2 separate regions of the Homo sapiens genome follow, and region 2 is linked to region 1. Evidence: read pairs that join two places in POLR2A ChIA-PET (ENCODE). Cell type or tissue: MCF 10A. All regions are shown on one strand. Links, peaks and the distances in the headings refer to the core of each region. The heading gives the core; the rest is flanking DNA.

Region 1 (2,926 bases), core at 194-2,693:
AGTCTTCTTTTATTCACTTTTTCTCTTTAAATATTTACCTTATTTTATGTAAAATGTAGGTTTACTAGGCATTAAGTAAATCTTGTAACCATTTGCCTTACAGCCTACCTTCTCCTCTTCCTAGGTGCCTTCTCCCTGTGCCCTTTAAGGAAATGTATAAATACTAAACCTCCTGAAAACCTCTCTGGAAAATCAGCCACTTATGTGTCTGTGGCTGTTTTTCCCAGATGCACCCTAAAGCTGGCTTAATAAACCTCAATTGAGACTTATGCCTCAGTCACTCATTTTGATTGTTTGGGATACTCACTGAAATGTATTTGTATTAGTATATTTCCCCATACAAAACTAATTTAGAAAAAGTTCCGTGTCTCTTGATTTCACAGCTCTTCCTATGCAGCTCTTACAATAGGGTAGAACTAATTAAGAAATACCAAGTACATCCAATAAGAACTAATTAAGAAATATCAAGTATATCAAACAACCTAATTATTACTAGTATTTCTCCCTTAATAAGGTGAAAGAAGGACCTCTATAGTTATCCAGAGACTTTTGGAATACCCCAAACATTATTTATGTATAAAAGATATCTTGATATTAATCTCTTTGAATGTACAATCTCTTTTTAAGGAGGACTAAATCAAAAGAATTATCAGAGGAGATTAGACACTTGATTAAGAGAGAAACATGGGTGACTAAGAAAAATAAATGGGTGTAGCCTGGCTACCTATTAATCATAATGTCAAAAGAATATTTTAAAATAGATATAGCAAAAGGTAACCTAATTCTAAGAGACCTTAGCTCTTTCAGAAATAACTTTTTAAAAAATGATGAAGGGTAGATAATCAAAGCAAGGAAAATGCACAAAAAAAAGTTATTCTGATGAGGTGCAACATTTCTGTTGTATGGAAAATTACACAAAAGTTAAAAATTAACCTTTTATCATTTCTTGTTCAGAGGAACTGAGTACTACAAGGCCTTGGTAGTAAAGAATTCACAATTTTTTTTTCCTTGATAAGAAAACTCATCAAAAGTGTACCAACACATTCCATTGCTTCTTTTCAGACTCATACTTTTTGGGGATATAACCCCAGACCAAAAAAAAGTTTATTTTCCTAAAACCTTACACAACGTTCTATATCTACTTATCTTGACACATTATTTTAGAATAAAACTATTATCTTTTTCCTTTAAAAAAACAAGAACACATTTCATTACCTTGAATACAATGGTTATATTTATTTGCCATAATTTTTCCATTTAGAGTCATGCTCATCTATGGCAATTAAAACTTTCAACCAAAGTACAAAGTTCTACTTCACAACAAAAAGTGGGAGGCAGGATTGAGAACTCTCTGTCTTACACAAGTATTTTGGCAGACCAGAGAAACTCATGAGTACACATTACACAACCTCTAAAATCACACGTTCCTTTGACACTCTTAAAGTGGCAAAAATAAAAATGTTCTTGAACATATCTCAAAGGTATAGTCACTCTGTAACATTTTAAATAAAAACTATGCTTGGTAACCAAATTTTCAGTATTCTGTGTTGCTTAGAAATTATCCATGCCTCCAAAGATTATGTATTAATTATGGTATTAATCAAGATTTTAAATTTAACTCAGAATCCTGGTTGGTTTAGATTGACAAATGGAAAAATAACACAATCACTATTGATATCTAAAAGTTTGCTGGAATTATAATTTGGTTAACTGAATACATAATTTGATGTGTTTTATAATCTTAATGTTTATATGGAAGAGTATTCATTAATCTGAACAATAAACCAATATAGAATTTTAGGACATTCATATTAACAGTCTTTTTGTGAGAAAACAAACCCAAATCTTATAAAAAAAGGTTTATTCTATACTTTACACTGAAAAAAGTCAGGAAAAAGATATATAACTGTTTTTAAAACTCATTGAGCCAATCTCATTTTTTCCGTGGATGCATTTTGAACATATGAATGTGAATTGCTACATAAATAAATTACTGAGCTATTGCTGAGAGAAGTTTTTCTTTCTTAACCCTAAAAGCTTAGATAGTTTCTCTAGAGTGGAATTCCTCACTGAACCACAGAACAGAGAAAATAATTTGAGTGACTATTTTTTCAATTCTCCCAAGGATAGTACATACCTAATAGTAATGTAGATGCATCAGAGAAAAGTTAATTATATACAAAGGATGCCTTAGGAAATTAGGGCTTTATTCTCTGGTGGAGGGGGAGAAACCAATAATAGTATATACCAAGCAATAGAAATTTTTTCCTGGGAACTCTTTGTTTTCTTGTGTTATGTACACTGTATGTTTGGTAATATCCTTTTCATGGCCGGAACCAGCACACTGACACTCAGATAGATGAAAGGCAGGACTCTTTGTTACTTACACTTCCCAACAAGAGAAGCCTGCTGATAGAGACAAGAGGCAGCCAAGGGTACCCAGCAAAACCCCGCCTTCAAGCCTGAAACAGCCTGAAGGCTGAAAACCCAGACTGCTGGTCTCAGATGAAGCCTGCCCTTTCCCAACTGATTCTCTCTGAACATTGCCCACCTGTGCACTGGGAGGACGGAGTGGAGCCTCGGGAAGTTCAAGCCATTTGCAGCAGGGAGGAGACTGGTGTTTTCATTTCCTGGGTGGGAACCTGGGATTCAATCAGTGAGGTGGGAAACCTGCTAGCAGGATTCTCTCTCACTTTGCTGAGAGTTATTTTTCCTTTTTCCTTTTCTCCAAATAAATTCTGCTCCTCACCCTTCTATGTGTCCGCAAGCCTAATATTTCCTGGTCACATGACAAGAACCCAGTTTTAGCTGAACTAAGGAGAAAGGTCTGCAACACTGCCAGGCATGGCCACACGAGGTGGTGCCCTGTGACAGGTGGCAACAAGCTGTGGCTGTAAGGGGCAGCTCAGGTCTTGCAGTTCTGGTG
Region 2 (2,926 bases), core at 324-2,823, 450 kb before region 1:
ATCTCAACCATACTATGCTAGCAATAAAGTCTCTGCTCTCTAATGAGCGCAACCTTGCCTTAACTATGCCTGTAAATGTTGCCACTGTTTATAAGCCTTGGATGGCTATTTTATCCTCCAAACTATTTAACACTGTTTTCTAATCTCACCAAGAGTGACCTTTTAACTTGTCAGATCTTTCAAAGAAAATATCCAACTTTTTCTGACACTCTAATAAAGCAAATACATATTTTTTTAACTTATGGCTCTAGGTAATACCTAAAATAACAATGATTAAAATAACCAACCTTTGTTACCCAATTAATTGCAGTAAAGCTTAGTGAAATCATATTTTCTAACTTCTTTTCCATCATTCATTCTCTGTTCCAAAGACATGTTTGAGAATTTACGGTGGCAGTGGTTGTGTTAGACAGGGTGAGCTATCTCCTGGGCATGAGAATCTCTTACAGCTCTGCTGACACTTTTATCCTAAGGGACGGACAGGAGATGGTGATGCTGACTGGACATGAGTTGAGACATGTGAGACAAGAGTAGAAAAAGGCCATTTTATGAGCAGAGTCAGCTTGGACCCTGCAGAGAAGGTGGTAAGGAAGCTTGGCAATGATGAAAGACAAAGCAGAAAGAATGGGCGCTGATAGACTAACTCACAAGTCATGAGTCCCTGAGGTTAGTTTGTTGCTTATATCTTACATCTTTGATGCTATAGACTTTCGTTTTTGGTTTTTGCTTTCTGTTTTTTTTTTGTTTTGTTTTGTTTTGTTTTTGAGACAGAGTCTTCCCTGTCACCCAGGCTGGTGTGCAGTGGCGTGATCTTAACTCACTGCAACCTCCACCTCCTGGGTTCAAGCGATTCTTCTTGCCTCAGCCTCTCAAGTAGCTGGGATTACAGGCACTCATCACCACACCTGAGTTTTGTATTTTTAGTAGAGACGGGGTTTTGCCATGTTGGCCAGGCTGGTCTCAAACCTCTGACCTCAAGTGATCTGCCCACCTTGGACTCTCAAAGTGCTGGAATTATAGGCATGAGCCACTGTGCTGGGCAGCTGCTATAGCCTTTGATATCTTATTTGAGGTGAAGGGGCTCACTCTCAAACTGTCTTTCACCCTTAACGACTAAATTAAAATTAAAGCACAGAGTTGACACTGAGTTTTTTTCCTCTTTTTCAATCTTGTTGTCTTTGCAGTGTCATTATATAAGGTACTTTGGGCTCAGAATAGAATCACATGTATAGAACAGCGAAATGACTCAGGTTGATATCACAGCATTTTCCAATCTAGCAGTGAACCTTAGAAAAGGTAATTATGTATTTACGTAATAATCACCTTCTTTTAAAATGGAGATTAAAAAAAGGAGAGTAGGAAATGTGAAAACACTTGAAAAGCAAGTCCAGACATGGTGTAAATTGTGGAAAAAATGCATGATTATTATGCCTACCCTGTGCTTCTGGGGCTTTCCTGCTAGCATTGCCTAAAAATTTTTGGCAAAGAGAAAATAGTTGGATCTCAGGGCATCTCTTACCCTCAGGTGTAGTGGATATGCCAAGCCTCAGGATACCAAACCCATTGCCCATTAGTGATGAAACTCTCCTGCCTCTCTCCCTGCTGGAAGAACAGTCTTGTGACTGATGATTTTTAACCTTTCCCCACTTCTGCATTCTAATGAGACAAAACTGAGTAGACTTAAGGAGAGTAACTGACTCACAGGCAGTCCAAGACTGACCAGGAGGGTGTTATCTCTGTGGTCTACTTTAAAGCAGCAGTCCCCAGTCCTTTTAGCACCAGGGACTGCTTTCCTGGGAGACAATTTTTCCATGGACTGGGTGGGGGAAGTGGTTTGGGGATGATTTAAGCACATTACATTTATTGTGCACTGTATTTCTGTTGTTATTACATTGTAATATATAATGAAATAATTATACAACTAACCATAATGTCAAATCAGCGGGAACCCTAAGCTTGTTTTCTTGCAACTGGACAGTCCCATCTGGGGGCGATGGGAGACTGGGACAGATTATCAGGTATTAGATTCTCTAGAACCCTTGCATGCACAGTTCACAATAGGGTCACAATCCTATGAAAAACTAATGCTGCTGCTGATCTGACAGGAGGTGGAGTTCAGGTGATAATATGAGCAATGGGGAGCGGCTGTAAATACAGATGAAGCTTCACTTGCTGGCCCGTTGCTTACCTCCTACTGTGCAGCCAAGTCCCTAACAGGTTACAACTGGAAGCGGTCCATGATCGAGGGGCTGGGGACCCCTGCTTTAAGGGAAAAAAAGCTCCAATCTTGTCCTTGATTTCAGAAATGTGACCTAAGTTTTAGTTAGCACTATTGTTTGAGGTTGAAGGGTAGACACAGAGTTGGGACATGTGGCCATAAGAGACAGCTGCTGTGAATACTAAAAAGAAGCACGTTAACAAAGACACAATGGATATGCAAAGAGGAGAAGAGAAAGGCACCCACCTTAAAACCTTGAGAAAGACATCATTAGAGAGAGAAGACTGAGGGTGGGTCCAGTCCCTAGAGTCACCTCAGTCTCTGATGCTGTTCTAGTAACGTGCCCATTCCTGTCTATGGACCAGATCTCTTTTCAGTAAATCCTCTTTTCTTTAATGTTAGTTGATTACATCTCCATTCCTGAAATCCAAACCACCAAGTTATTTTCAACACAAAATGAAATAATGTATGCTTATTGTCATATGTTCCCTCAGACTTCTCCAGTTTTGCTTTAGTGGCAAAATTCAGGCTTCCTTTTGTGTATGAATGAGTGAGGACACATTTTTATTCAACATATTTTCAATATTTTGAAATGGGAGTATCTTAGCTATTTCAGGCTTTAGGGAAGTTTTTGTTGGAATGTTCTGTTAGGGAACATTAGAGCAAGACATATATTTTCTCTGGCCACAAAACCTAGAGTGATAGGAG

Evidence for each region. ChIA-PET counts read pairs that join two places held together with the same protein. Peaks named below come from ENCODE experiments on the same cell type or tissue, not always from the same donor. Only the 100,000 strongest peaks of a DNase experiment are listed, where the experiment ranks them.
Region 2: POLR2A ChIA-PET joins it to region 1 with 6 read pairs; 1 of 35 experiments calls an interaction of 5 or more read pairs at or near these places.

The regions. Positions count from the first base shown.
Region 1 is chr4:141,848,619-141,851,544 of GRCh38, forward strand. No RefSeq gene overlaps it. Among named protein-coding and RNA genes, the nearest start is that of IL15, 210 kb to the left of the region's middle. In MCF 10A, for the core only: no CTCF peak of the experiment used is centred there; a DNase peak (open chromatin) is centred at 1,373.
Region 2 is chr4:141,393,950-141,396,875 of GRCh38, forward strand. No RefSeq gene overlaps it. Among named protein-coding and RNA genes, the nearest start is that of LINC02432, 63 kb to the left of the region's middle. In MCF 10A, for the core only: no CTCF peak of the experiment used is centred there; a DNase peak (open chromatin) is centred at 1,522.